2 separate regions of the Homo sapiens genome follow, and region 2 is linked to region 1. A link is an interaction called in ENCODE POLR2A ChIA-PET data of the cell type or tissue named here. Cell type or tissue: HepG2. All regions are shown on one strand. Links, peaks and the distances in the headings refer to the core of each region. The heading gives the core; the rest is flanking DNA. Region 1 has its middle 330 kb from the start of FAM242B. Region 2 has its middle 470 kb from the start of FAM242B.

What was found. Peaks named below come from ENCODE experiments on the same cell type or tissue, not always from the same donor. Only the 100,000 strongest peaks of a DNase experiment are listed, where the experiment ranks them.
Region 2: POLR2A ChIA-PET joins it to region 1 with 5 read pairs; 1 of 35 experiments calls an interaction of 5 or more read pairs at or near these places.

Annotation. Positions count from the first base shown.
Region 1 is chr20:29,875,189-29,881,596 of GRCh38, forward strand. It overlaps the pseudogene DUX4L37. Among named protein-coding and RNA genes, the nearest start is that of FAM242B, 330 kb to the left of the region's middle. In HepG2, for the core only: no CTCF peak of the experiment used is centred there; a DNase peak (open chromatin) is centred at 3,213; H3K4me3 peaks cover 576 bases.
Region 2 is chr20:29,077,286-29,083,693 of GRCh38, forward strand. It overlaps the pseudogene FRG1DP. Among named protein-coding and RNA genes, the nearest start is that of FAM242B, 470 kb to the right of the region's middle. In HepG2, for the core only: a CTCF peak has its summit at 2,844; a DNase peak (open chromatin) is centred at 2,896; H3K4me3 peaks cover 1,016 bases.

The DNA of each region.
Region 1 (6,408 bases), core at 505-5,504:
CATCGCTCTCTCCCTTGCTCTCCTTCTGTAGCAGGAGGAGCTGCAGACAGAACCCCTCAGACAACGAGTTGTAGAAGGAGGGGCTTTATTCAGCTGGGAGCATCGGCAGACTCACTTCTCCAAAAACCTAGCTCTCTGAATGAGCAATTCCTGTCCCTCTTAAGGGCTTACAACTCTAAGGGGGTCCACGTGAGAGGTTCGTGATGGATTGAGGAAGCAGAGGGTACGTGACTGGGGGCTGCATGCACCGGTAATTAGATCAGAACAAAACTGGACAGGGATTTTCACAGTGCTTTTCTATACAATGTCTGTAATCTATAGATAACATAACCGAGTAGGTCAGGGGTCAATCTTTAACTAGCAGGCCCAGGGTGTGGCGCAGGGCTGTCTGCCTGTGGATTTCATTTTTGCCTTTTAGATTTTACTTCTTCTTTCTTTGGAGGCAGAAATTGGCCATAAGACAATATGAGGGGTGGTCTCCCTTCAAGCTATCTGTGTCTGTGTCTTTGTGTGTCCGTGTGTGTGTGCCCGGGTGTGGTGTGTCTGTGTCCGTGTGTGTGTGTGTCTGCGCGCGTGCACCCGTGTGTATCCGTGTGTGTGTCAGGGTGGGTTTGCTCGTGGTAGTGGTGGGGTGTGTCTGGGTGTCCGTCAGCCCCTCTTTCCCGGGATGAGGCTGCCGGGGCTCTAGTGCTGGCGAGGGGCAAAGCAGAGCCTTCCTGCCCCATTGGCCATGGCAGGTCCTTTTCGGAACAATCGACGATTGTGTAGGCGTTGTAAGAAACATGGCCTGCGGGGCTGGGCCGGCTGTTCGCCCCGGTCAGCCCAGGTGGCTCTGGGTGTGTGGGGCAAGAGGGGTCCTTGCAGGAGGGGCAGCAAGGAATCCAAAATAATTGTTCCACGGCAAGGCGGAGGACCGGAGGGGACCCCAGGACAGTGGGCCCTGGGCCCTGATGCCTCGGAGCACACCCCTTCCTGAGCGGGCCCCAGGTGTTGGAAGCTCTGGAGCTGGAGAGCCGGGGGAAGGCCTGGAGTGTCAGCGAGAGGGTGGCCGCCTGGAGAGTCCAGAGCCCTGGCAGTGGATGGAGGCCTCTGGCGCCTTGGCGGTCTCGCACGTGGTCTGGCCGCCGGCGACAGCGGGATGCTCTGGGAGGTCAGCGGAAAGAGCAGCGCGGCGACTGGTGGTGCTTGGGCGTAGAGGGGGAGAGCAGTCCGGCCAGGGGAAAGTGGCTCTAGGGTGCCTGATCCCAGCCTTGTGGCCCCGGGTTTTGATGACGCCTGGAATCAGGCGGGCGTAGCTGGACTGGACTCTTGGGCCAGCCAGGCGCCACTGCCATTGTCTAGGGCCACACCACCCGGAAAACGAGAGAGACCCAAGCCGCGAACCGTGGGCATGCTCAGCGCCACTGCTCCTGCCACAGTGAGGGGCGCACTCTACAACTTTCAGGGCCCACAGTACCAAGAGGAAAGGGAGGAGCCAACAAAGGAATGAGGCTACGAAACGCACCCCCAAAGCAACCAACCAATCCAAGTAAAAACACGTCTCAGGGCTCTGTTGGGTTTCCCGCGTGGGCGGCCCTGCCCCCCTGTTCCAGCCCGTCCCAGACACCTTCCACCCTACCCTGGCCAAAGGGGCCCCTGTCTACCAGATAGAGCCTCCCTCTCCAAGGCTCTGTTGCTCTCCCTCTCTAGCTCCCTCACCCTTTCCCTTTCTCTACTTCCCTCTCCACCTTGCTCTCTCTCTCTCAATCTCCCAGGTTCCTCTCTGTCTCTCTCTGGATAGCTGTTTCTCTCTCCTTCCGTTTCTATCTCTCCATCCCTCTGTCCCTTGCTCTCCTTCAAGCTGTCTGTGTCTTTCTGTGTCTGTGTGTGTGCTTGTGTTCCCGCGCGTGCGCCCATGTGTGTCTGTGTGTTTGGGAGTGGGTGTGCTAATGATTGTGGTGGGTGAGTCTGGATGTCCATCAGTACCTTAGTCCTGGGATCAGGCTGTCAACTCTATTGCCAGTGCATGGGTGTCACAGTTGCCGTGATATTCTCACACACGCAGGTGTGTGGATCTCGTTCATTTTCACATAGACAACGAGAGCGAAACCACAGAGAAAAGAAAGATCCCGTGCCTCACGGCCTGACGATGGATTCCTGTTTCCTGCAAAATGGGGAGTCTCCAATATAGCCTGTTTGAAAACTTGAAAGGGGAGCACTGACACAATGCTGGTCTTCCACGCATTCCTGGAAGTTTCTGGGACCCCACAGAGCTAGGGAAACAAACAGTCAACATGGTCACGCTTTCAGGGGGCAGAAACTTGAGCAACAGGCACCTTTGCAGAGGGTAAAGAAACGTGGAATCCAGAATCACGCTTCAGTTGGCCTAAGTGTGGCTCCTGTGTGGATGGGACTATCCGCCTCGCGCTCTGTTGCAGGGCTCAACGTGGAGATATGTCATCTGTGAACCATGTGGATGAAAAACAGACAACCACCTGAGTCTCAGCTCATTGCTCTCTGGGGAATTCGCTCATTCCTTCGGAAACGGAATTGGTCTGAATTGCTCTGGGATTAAGTAACCCAGGCTGGCGATCCAGAGGGCCGCTGAGCGCCCCGCCAGCCAACAGGGCTGTGGGCCCAGCACTTAGCCCGCACTGGGCACCCAACATTTTCCCGGAGTGCTGGGTCCTGTTGGTTCTGGAGGCAGAAGACCGTTTTCCTCTCTGCCTTCCGTTCTCTGTTTCTTGCTCCTTTTGTCCCTCGGTCCATCCTTCCCTCTGTTCTTCCTTCCCTCCCCCGGTTTTTTTCTCCCTTTCTCCCTCCCTCTTTCTCTCCCTTCCGGTGTCCCTCCTTCCACCCATCCTTTCCTAGCTCCATCCTTCCATCTCACTCTCTCCGTTCTTGTCCTCATCTCTGCCTGCCTTTCCTCTTGCCTGGAAAGGGCAGCACCTCGGTTTGCACGGGGTCTCGGGTCTACATTTAGTTGCAAGGCGCTCCATGGTGCTGGCAAGGAGGCTGACGGGAGAAGGGTTGGCAAGTGATGGTGAGCGAAGAGGCAGAGGAGTCGAGCCGCAGAAAAGAGAACTGGCCTGGCTTCTGCCCCGGCCCAGTGTTTCGCGAACTGAGGTCTCCGCCAACCTGACTGAAGAACGCGGTGGAAAAAGGGATGAGAGCTCCGCCTGGGCTAGTTAGAAATCCTAGGCTGCTGCCTGGAAACCCGCGCATGCGCAGTAGACAGCCCACTTCCGGGTACCTGGACCGGCCCTGGGATCCCCGGGATGCTCAGGAATTCTTTATTGTCATTCTTGACAGCAGTCCTCTGTATGGAGTCTATCGCTGGACCTGGAACTCAGGGATCCTAGGCAGGTCAGCTGGAAGGGAAGACACGCCTCTCCATACCAAGCCTGAGGTTCACCGCGAAAGAGAGGCCGCCGCTCTGCCCCCAGCCCGCCCCAACCCCGCCCCAACCTGCTCCTCCAGCAGAGTCCAGTGTTCGTTCTGGCTGAGGAGTGGTTCCAGCAAAACGGGCTCTTCCACGTCCTTCAGCTCCCCCAGTGGCGCCAGATCTAGGAAATGTTGTGCCTTTTGCTGAAACTCTGGGGTTTACAGGAGCTCATCTAACAGGCTGGAGGTGAGTGCAGACGAGCTTCCCGGCTCCTGGAGCGGTTGGGAGGCGCCTGGATGGCTGGCATCTGTGCTTGACGCGGAGGCCTCCGGAGGTGGAGGTGCCCCGTCTTTGGGTTCCCACGCCGCCCTGGCAACCTGGGGCTCCAGCACCACCACGGACTCCGGTGGGACGTGGGTGGCACAAGCACACCTTGCCCCTGTGACTCAGCTTGAGGGGGCCCAAACTGAACACGCGCCCAGCAGGCCGTCGCGCAGCAGTTTCTGGTCTTCCTGTCATTTGTTGGGGTGCGGAGGCCACCAGGGAGTCTGAGGATGGGAGAGCCCCAGTTCTGGAGGAGCCAGGGCAGGGAACACAAAGCCCCACATGTCCAGGCAGGTTGGGAGAGTCCTTCTTCCTGCGCAGCCTGGCTGGGCTGGAGCAGGGGGATGGCCCTTGCTGCCTGGCTCACGAAAGCCCCCTGTGGGAGAGCCCCAGGGGCGCAGGGCATGTGGGGTGTGGGAAGCGCAATTCCCCATGCCCTGTTGTGGGTGAACTGGATAGAGGAGGGAGGAGGGTGACACCCACCAGGGGTGCCAATTAGTAACCACAGTGACCTCAAAGAACTCAAATGAAAGGAAGACTTGCACGTCTCTCACTTGAAGTCCAGAGCTAGAAATGATCAAGCTTAGTGAAGATGTAGAATTTTCATAGCTAGAGAGAAATCAACACTTGGCTTCAAAACTTCAAAGGATGGGCTGACTCTCTTTGAGGACCACTGCAGCTGGTGACTTTAAGTTACAGCCAGTGCTCATTGACCACTCTGAAAATCTCAGGGCCCTTAAGAATTATGCAAAATCTATTCTTTCTGTGCTCTAGAAATGGAACATCACTGTCTGGGTGACAGCACAACTGTTAATAGCATAGTTTACTGAATATTTTAATCCCACTATTGAGACCTACTGCTCAGAAAAAAAAAAAAGTGATTCCTTTAAAAAGATTGTTGCTTGGCCAGGCATAGTGGCTCACACCTGTAATCCCTGCACTTTGGGAGGCCGAGGATCACCTGAGGTCAGGAGTTCAAGACCAGCCTGGCCAAAATGATGAAACCCAATCTCTAATAAAAATACAAAAAAATAGCGGGGCAGGGTGGTAATACCTGTAATTTCAGCTACTCGGGAGGCTGAGGCAGAAGAATGGCTTGAACCCTGGAGGCGGCGGAGGTTGCAGTGAGCCAAGACCACACCACTGCACTCCAGCCTGGGCAACAAAAGCGAAACTACGTCAAAAAAAAAAAAAAAAAAAAAAGGAAAGGAAAGAAAAAGAAAAAGGAAAAAAAGATTGCTGCTTATTGACAATTCACCTAGCTACCCAGAAGCTTAGATGGAGATGTACTTGGAAATTAATGTTATTTTCATGGCTGCTAATACAATATTTACCTTCAGCCTGTGGATCAAGGAGTGGTTTTGACTTTCAAGTGTTTTTATTAATTAATAAATGCATTTTGTAAAGGTATAGCTATCATAGATAGCGATGTCTTTGATGAATCTGGATAAACTGAATTGAAAACCTTTTGGAAAGGATTCACCATTAATCCTTTCATGATATTTGAACCTCCTCCCGTGAATCACAAATGTCCTTAATAGCAATCCTTAAATGCCATTAAGGACATTTGTGATTGATGGGAGGAGGTTGAAATATTAACATTAACAGGAGTTTGGAAGAAGTTGATTCCAGCCCTCATGGATGACTTTGAGGGCTCAGGATGTCAGTGGAGGAAGTCCCTGCAGACGTGGTAGAAATCGCAAGACAACTAGAATTAGAATTAGGGCCTTAAGGTGAGATGAAATTGCTGTAAACTCATGATGAAACTTGAACAAATAGGGAGTTGCTTCTTGTGGACGAGCAAAGAAAATATTTTCTTGAGATGGAATCTAATCCAGGTGGAGATGCTATAAACATTGTTGAAATGACAACAAAGGATTTAGAATATTCCATAAACCTAGTTGATAAAGCAGCAGCAGGGTTTGAGAGGGTTTACTCCAATTTTGAAAGAAGTTCTGCTGTTGATAAAATGCTGTCAAACAGCATCACATGCTACAGGGAAATCTTTTGTGAAAGGAACAAACTTCATTGTTTTAAGAAATTGACACAGGCACCCAACCTTCGGCAGCCCCCACACTGATTAGCCAGCAGTCATCAATATATAGGCAAGACCCTCACCAGCAAAAAGATTATGACTTGGTGAGGCTCAGATATTCATTAGCATTTTTTAGCACTGATGTATTTTAACTTAAGGTATGTACACAGTTTTTTAGACGTGCTATTAATTACTAATTAATAATTATTAAATACTCATTAGACTACAATATAGTTTAAGCATAACTTTTATAAGCACTGGGAAACAAAATGTTTATGCAACTAACTTGATTGTAACATTTGCCTTATTGCAGTAGTCTGGAACCAAACCCACCCTATCTCTGAGGTGTGCTTGTAGGTTTTTGGTTGTAACATTTGCCTTATTGCAGTGGTCTGGAACCAAACCCACACTATCTCTGAGGTGTGCTTGTAGGTTTTTGGTTGTAACATTTGCTTTATTGCAGTTTTCTGGAACCAAACCCACAATACCTCTGAGTATGCTTGTAGGTTTTTGGTGGTTCTTTGTTTGGAGATGGGGTTTCGCTCTGTCACCCAGGCCAGAGTGCAGTGGCATGATGATAGCTCACTGCAGCCTCAAACTGCTGGGTCAAGTGATTTTTCTACCACAGCCTACTGAGTGGCTGGGACTACAGGCATGCAGCACTATGCTTGGCTATTTTTTTTAA
Region 2 (6,408 bases), core at 972-5,971, 800 kb before region 1:
TAAGAAGTAAACATTTAGAAATGTAGAGTACCTTGCTGTTAAGTCTTCGCACAAGTATACCAATACAACATAAAGGCCATATTAAACTTTCATTTGAAATGAAAGACAATTTTTAAGAGGTTAAGGGCTAGTAATTTGTTAAAGTCCTGAAGTTAAATTAGCTCAAGTAAATACAAAGACTTTCCTTTAATTAAAGCCTTTTAAATGAATACTTTAAAGCATAGTTGGTTTCTCCTTCAAATCTTGTCCAAAGCCACTGTTTACAACTCAGTATATCAAAGAAGGTTTCAGACATGATTGTGAAGCTCCCTCAACTTACAATGTGCTATTTGCAACCTTAGATGGCTATCATTCTGGCTTTTCTACCTTTTAGCAACAATATGCACACCATTCCCATTTCTCCCCCACCCTGACTTACCCCTCTTTGCATTTAATATATAATTTTTCTCAGAGTGTTCTTACACATCTTTAACTGTAAATATGACAAAAGCACACAGTATAGTGCATGTGCCACATGTATAAATGTTGTATCTAGTCATACAATTTTCCTTTTAAAAAAGAAATATTTCATTTTCAAAAAGCAAAGACTCTAGGAATCTTTTCTAGCTGCCAGTCATAAAAACATAAATTCCTGGTTACATTCCCAAATTTGCCTGACCATAAGAACCACTTGTGGTACTTCTCAAACACATGTATTCTGAGTCCCATCCGTGATCTCCTGAATCAGAATCAGCAGGTGAGAGGCCTGGGAATACACATTTTAAACAAACGTCCACAGTGATTACGATTAGGCAAGCTTGAAAAAAATTTCACTAGGATCTTTATGACTGAATATCCTCACAAACATAGGAAAGTTACTGGGGAAAAATATGAGCAGAATTTCAGAATTCTCCCTTTGCTGAAAGTGTTTGTTCCCTCCGCCTCTACTCATCAAGACTTGACTGCTTATGTAACTCCCCCAAACCACCAACACCTGGAAGGAGTTGAAAATGATTTTAATGAAGAAGAAAAGCTGATGTTTAATTTCAAAATTGATGGTGACAATAGAAGGAAGAGGCATTAATTTATCTTGATTCTAACACAAAGCATTGTATTTGAGTCTACAAACTAAATTGGTTTCATTTTTATTTTTTGTAAGTTTTCACCAAACTCTAGGCATATATAGAGGCTGGGCAAGAAAGAAAGAAACCCAGAAATATGGCATATGTGATCCCTTATTTATTTCCCCATGAGACCAGCCAACAGCTTCTTCACCTAGTCCCTGCTTCAAGCTGACTTTCTGTCTACTTCTCTATCGGAAATGGAGCTTCCCTAAAGACTACCTCAATGTCGGTTACCCACAGGCCATTTTTCCATCTTGTGCTCCTAAACTTCTATGATATTAAATGATATTACCCTTTCTGGAAATTGTCCTTAACTTTGATTTTATAATTTTACTCTAACTTTGTTTCATTCCTTCTTTTATAGCCTTTCTTTTCTCTATCCCTTTACTGCAGACATGTTGTATGGCTTTGTTCTTGACCTTCTGATCTCTCTACGTTCATTCCCAACAGGATGTATCCATTTTCTTCGCGTCGCGCTTCCTAACTATCTGATTATTACCACCATATAACGATGTTGGTGATGAGCATAGCTAACATATCCTAGGCATTTTCCATGTAGGTTATAATAAGCACCCTATATAATTCGTACCATTTAATTCTTCAACCCTAAATGATACTATTACTAACCACATTGTATGAGATGAGGAAACTGAGATTTTCATCAAAACCATGGAAAGCCAACGTGAGGAGCCCCTGTGTGTCTCCTTTGTTAATGCCTCTGAGCATCATGGCATGTGGATTGCGGTGGAATGGGGATTAGGAAGCGCAGCACTGTGAAAACACCAGAAAATATGATAGCAGGTAAGGACGCTCATCTCTGCACATTGAGATGGTTTTGTTTCTGAGTCAGGTTTGAGATGAGTCAATCCTGACTCCATGGTGCCATCAGGGATCAGGAATTTAGTAAGATCTTCATGGATGCTTGGAACCCAACTGGTTTCTGTTTTCTACTTTAGGGAAAGAGCCACAACTTGAGTGGGGTGGTTTTGGTGTCACATACGCTATCAATAATACCCACCGTTTTGGTGTCACATACGCGATTATTAATACCCACCGCTGCGGAGGAATCACCGTGGACTACTCCTCGTTTCATCCCATGCTCTTGCGATGGATCCCTGTCACCTGTTTACTGATTTCATTCAAATTATTCAGCGACCACAGGACCCCGATTTGCCTTCTCTATCTTGGTTCCCATCACTCTGCTTTACAGGCCTGGCCTGCTCGTGGCTCCTCACACCAGCGCTGCACGTCTCCCTTCTTGCCTCTGCCCTGTTTCCTCCAGCAGACAGGACTAGCTTCCTCCATCTCTATGGGGCAAAAGCCTGCCCAGCGTTCAAGACCCTCCTCAGATGCCGCCTCCACGATTAGGCTTCTTCCTGACCCCTGAGCCTGTAACACGCGCCACCATAACTCTCCACCTTAGCCCACATTCCCACAGCACTCGCGACATCCGCGGCCCTAAACATGGAGCTTCATTCTATTTTAGGGTATTTCCTGCTTGTTTCCTGCACACACAGTCGCGTGAGGCACAGCCCCGAGTGACCCGCGCTTCCAGACTCGCCGCCACAGGCCGGCGAGGGCAACCTGAGCCGCTTCCCGCCTCCGCGGGGACCGTCGCCAGCCCGCAGCTCTAGCGGGAGGCGGTTCCACAGCGAGCCCAGCAGTCCCGCCACCGTCAGCACCAGTGCCTCAGGCGGGCTTTCCCCACCTCTGGGATGCACAAATCCTCAGGGGCTCCTTGAGAGGGAGCCAGGGAGCAGATGCGTGCGGACACCTTTCGGCCCTCTGCGGCCGCTGTAGCTCCTTGGCAGAAACCCGGAAGTGGAAATCTCAGCCACTCAGCGTTTGGGTGAAGACGAAGGCGGGTTTTGGATAGACGGACGCTGTCAGGGAGTGTTTACTTCGCCTCCACTTCTTTTCCTCCCCGCCCTGGTGCCGCTCCAGGTCACATACTCGTCCTGAGCTGGCTTCAGCCTCTCCACGTAGAAGTCTCCCGGAGCCATGGCCGAGTACTCTTTTGTGAAGTCTACCAAGCTTGTGCTCAAGGGAACCAAGGCGAAGAGCTGGGTCCTGCAGCTCCAGCGGGAGCCTCCTCAGTTCTTTTCGGATTCACTCCACGCCCGCGAATCCGGTGGAAGCCGTGGTGCGGAGAGCCGGCTTCGTGGCCTCCCAGGTTTCGCCCTGACCCTGTCTGGGCTGGACAGAGGCCGGGCCGCGGTTCGTGGCGCCTGTGCAGAGAGGGGCAGCCTCCCGCGTGGACGACACTGGAAACAGGATAGATGGGCGGGTGACCCGTAGCCCCGTACCCATGAGTTTGGGTCCGCTGAGGCATCTCTCCCGGCCTCTGCCTGGTGGGTCTGCGTTTGTCTGATCTTGTAGTTCATGATAATAACTTCCTTTACTAGGGATTATTCTTTTCTCCATTGTCTCTTCCTGGAAAAATTATTGATTATTTTTTTCTAAGCTAGTATGTAGAGTGAAACCAGGATGAATCACACAGTGGTTGAGGTGTATATAGGCTTTGATAGGGATATGGGCTGGAACCTGCACTCCGTCATTTACTAATTTTGTAATTTGTGGCAAATTGGTTAATATGTCTGAACTTCCATTTACTCATTAAGAGATCAAGTATCTTTAAACCTCCGTTTACACATTTATACTTTCAGACCATTTTTTATACCTTTAGAAGACTGTGAGGATTAAATTAGAGAACGTATATGCAGTAAATAAATTGAGCCAAATGTGAGGAGGAGGTCGTAGTGGTAATTTATTAGCTCTTTAGGAGAAAAATACCTGTGCATTCATATCCCCGCTTCTTTTTTAACTGGCAGATTTGCCTGAGGTTGACTGTACATACAAATATTGAGCATTTCCTTCTGGTCTCCGTGATAAACAGAGGTTTTGATATTGTTAGGCGAGATGGAAAGAAAGTGTCAAGGAGTGAGCTGAAGCCACTGCCCTTGAGAACCCTCTCGAGGAGTCTGGCCTCATGAAGATGCCAGAATAAATGGCAGGTATATCCTGAATGAATGTGAGATTTTTACTCTGTGAATTTCCTGTGAGGAGTGGTGAGTTATCTTCTGAAAACTTTATGATGAAAATGGAGACAAGAGTGTCTTAAGATTATCGTAATAATCATAATTAATGCTTATATAGCACTTTCAATGCGCCAGGAAATTGTTGTAGGCACTTTGCACATTAACTTTTTTCAAATCGCTCTTGGGTTTTTATTTTTTTATAGCGATGTAATTCATAATTATAAAATTCACCCTTTTGTACAGTCAGTGGTTTTTAGTACATATTCAAGAGGTTCACCACTGTCTAGTTGCTCAGCATTTTCATCATCTCAGAAGGAAATCTCTTCCTACCCATTAAAGCAATCACAACCCATCCTCCTTCTCTCCTAGTCCTTGGCAACCACTAGTCTCCTATCTATGTGAAATTGCCTATTCTGAATATTTCCTAAGAAATCATGCAACATGTGACCTTTTGTATCTGGCTTCTTTCACTTATAACATTCTTGAGGTCCATCATTGTTGTAGCGCTTGTTCCTTTTTATGGCTGTGTAGTATTCCATTGTATGGATGTAACATTTTGTTCATCCATTCATCAGTTGATGAACATTTAGGTTGTTTCCCCTTTTTGACTATTGTGACTAATGCTAGTGTGAATATTCTTATGTAAGTATTTTTGTGGGTGTATGTTTTCATTTCCCTTGGGTATACATACTTAGGAGTAAAATTGCTGGGTCATATGGTAACTCTTTAACTTTTTGAGGAACCCCAAACTGTTTCCTGTAGATGCTGCACCACTTTACATTTCCACCAGCAATGCGTGAAGATACATATTACCTCTTAATCCTCACAATAGCCTTAAGAGTTAAGTTATTATCCTAATTTATTAAGTGGGGAAACTGACTCCCAGAGAGATTCAGTACTTTTTACAAAAATCACAGAGCTAAGAAGTGACAGAATCAGGATTTAAAATCTGGCAGTGCGGCTCTACAATCTGCTTTGAACTTTAGCATAATATGTACAAAGCCTGAAGCAACTTCTCAGTACTGTATTTAAGAGGGCATAGCAATGTAAGTCTTCCTAAATCAATAATTTATAAGTGAAACAGCTTAAAAGACTTCCAAGTTTCAATCTTACGATATTTATTTATCACACAAATCAATATACCTAAACTCATCTGTATAAATAATGTCCTGTAGTAAGAAGAAAAAGAGGAAAGATAAGAAGAGAAGAAGATGAAGAAACCCAGTGTGATATGTTGGTGAGTCAGTTTTCAGTGCTTTATTCTGAAAAAAGTTAACATTTCTTGAGATCTCATTGAAAATATTTTCCTAGTTAGAAATTTATGATGTATTCATATTTGTCTTAAAGTGCTTAAATATTACCTACAGTTGTAAATTCCATTTATTCTTTAGCACAGTAGATGCTACTGATCCCTTTACTTCATTATCAGAACAGAGCACAGGAGAGAAGAATTACAACTCTCTGACTTAGTAGGCACCATTAGACTGCTTAATAGCCAGAGATTCTGATACATAATTTTAAAGGCTTAATGTAAATGTTATTCAACCAAATATATTTTACAAGTTATTTTCTTTGAACATGTATACATTTTAGTTGTAGAAGTCAGTTGTCTCTTAAACGAAGTATCTTCACAGGAAAAATCATCATTTTGTGAACTCTGAAATGAATGAAAATTTTAAATACAATATCAGGGTAGCCTGTAAATGATACTAGAAATAAACTGACCCAAACACACTTAACCAGCCTGTTTTCCACTTAGTTGTTTCCGTACTTGTTTTTCTCTTTTAAAACTTGGCAAATTGCATTTTGAATCTTCATAATTTATGGTAGCTTAAAAAATATATAAAATATGGAATGGTATAAAGCTAATATTCTGGAAGAATCATTACTTTTGAAATGGCAAATCAATAATTCTAAAATTAGCGTAAATATCTAGGGTAGATATGTAGATGTGGAATTGCTGTGTCAAAGGATAGGTGAATGTTTAACTATATAAGAAACTGCCAAAAGTTTTGTAAAGGGGTTGTGCCATTTTACCCTCCCACCAACAATGAATTAGTTCTCCAGTTACATCGTTGCCAAGAGTCGATGGAGTTATCAGTCTTTTCTCCCAGTCTGAGTTTTACCTTTTCAGTTTCTTAATGGTGGTTTTTGGATGGACAGCTTTTTTTTTTTTTTTTTTTTTTTTTTCCTGAGATGGAGTCTCTCTCTGTCATCTCTCTCTGTCGCCCAGGCTGGAGAGTAGTGGCACGATCTCGGTTCATTGC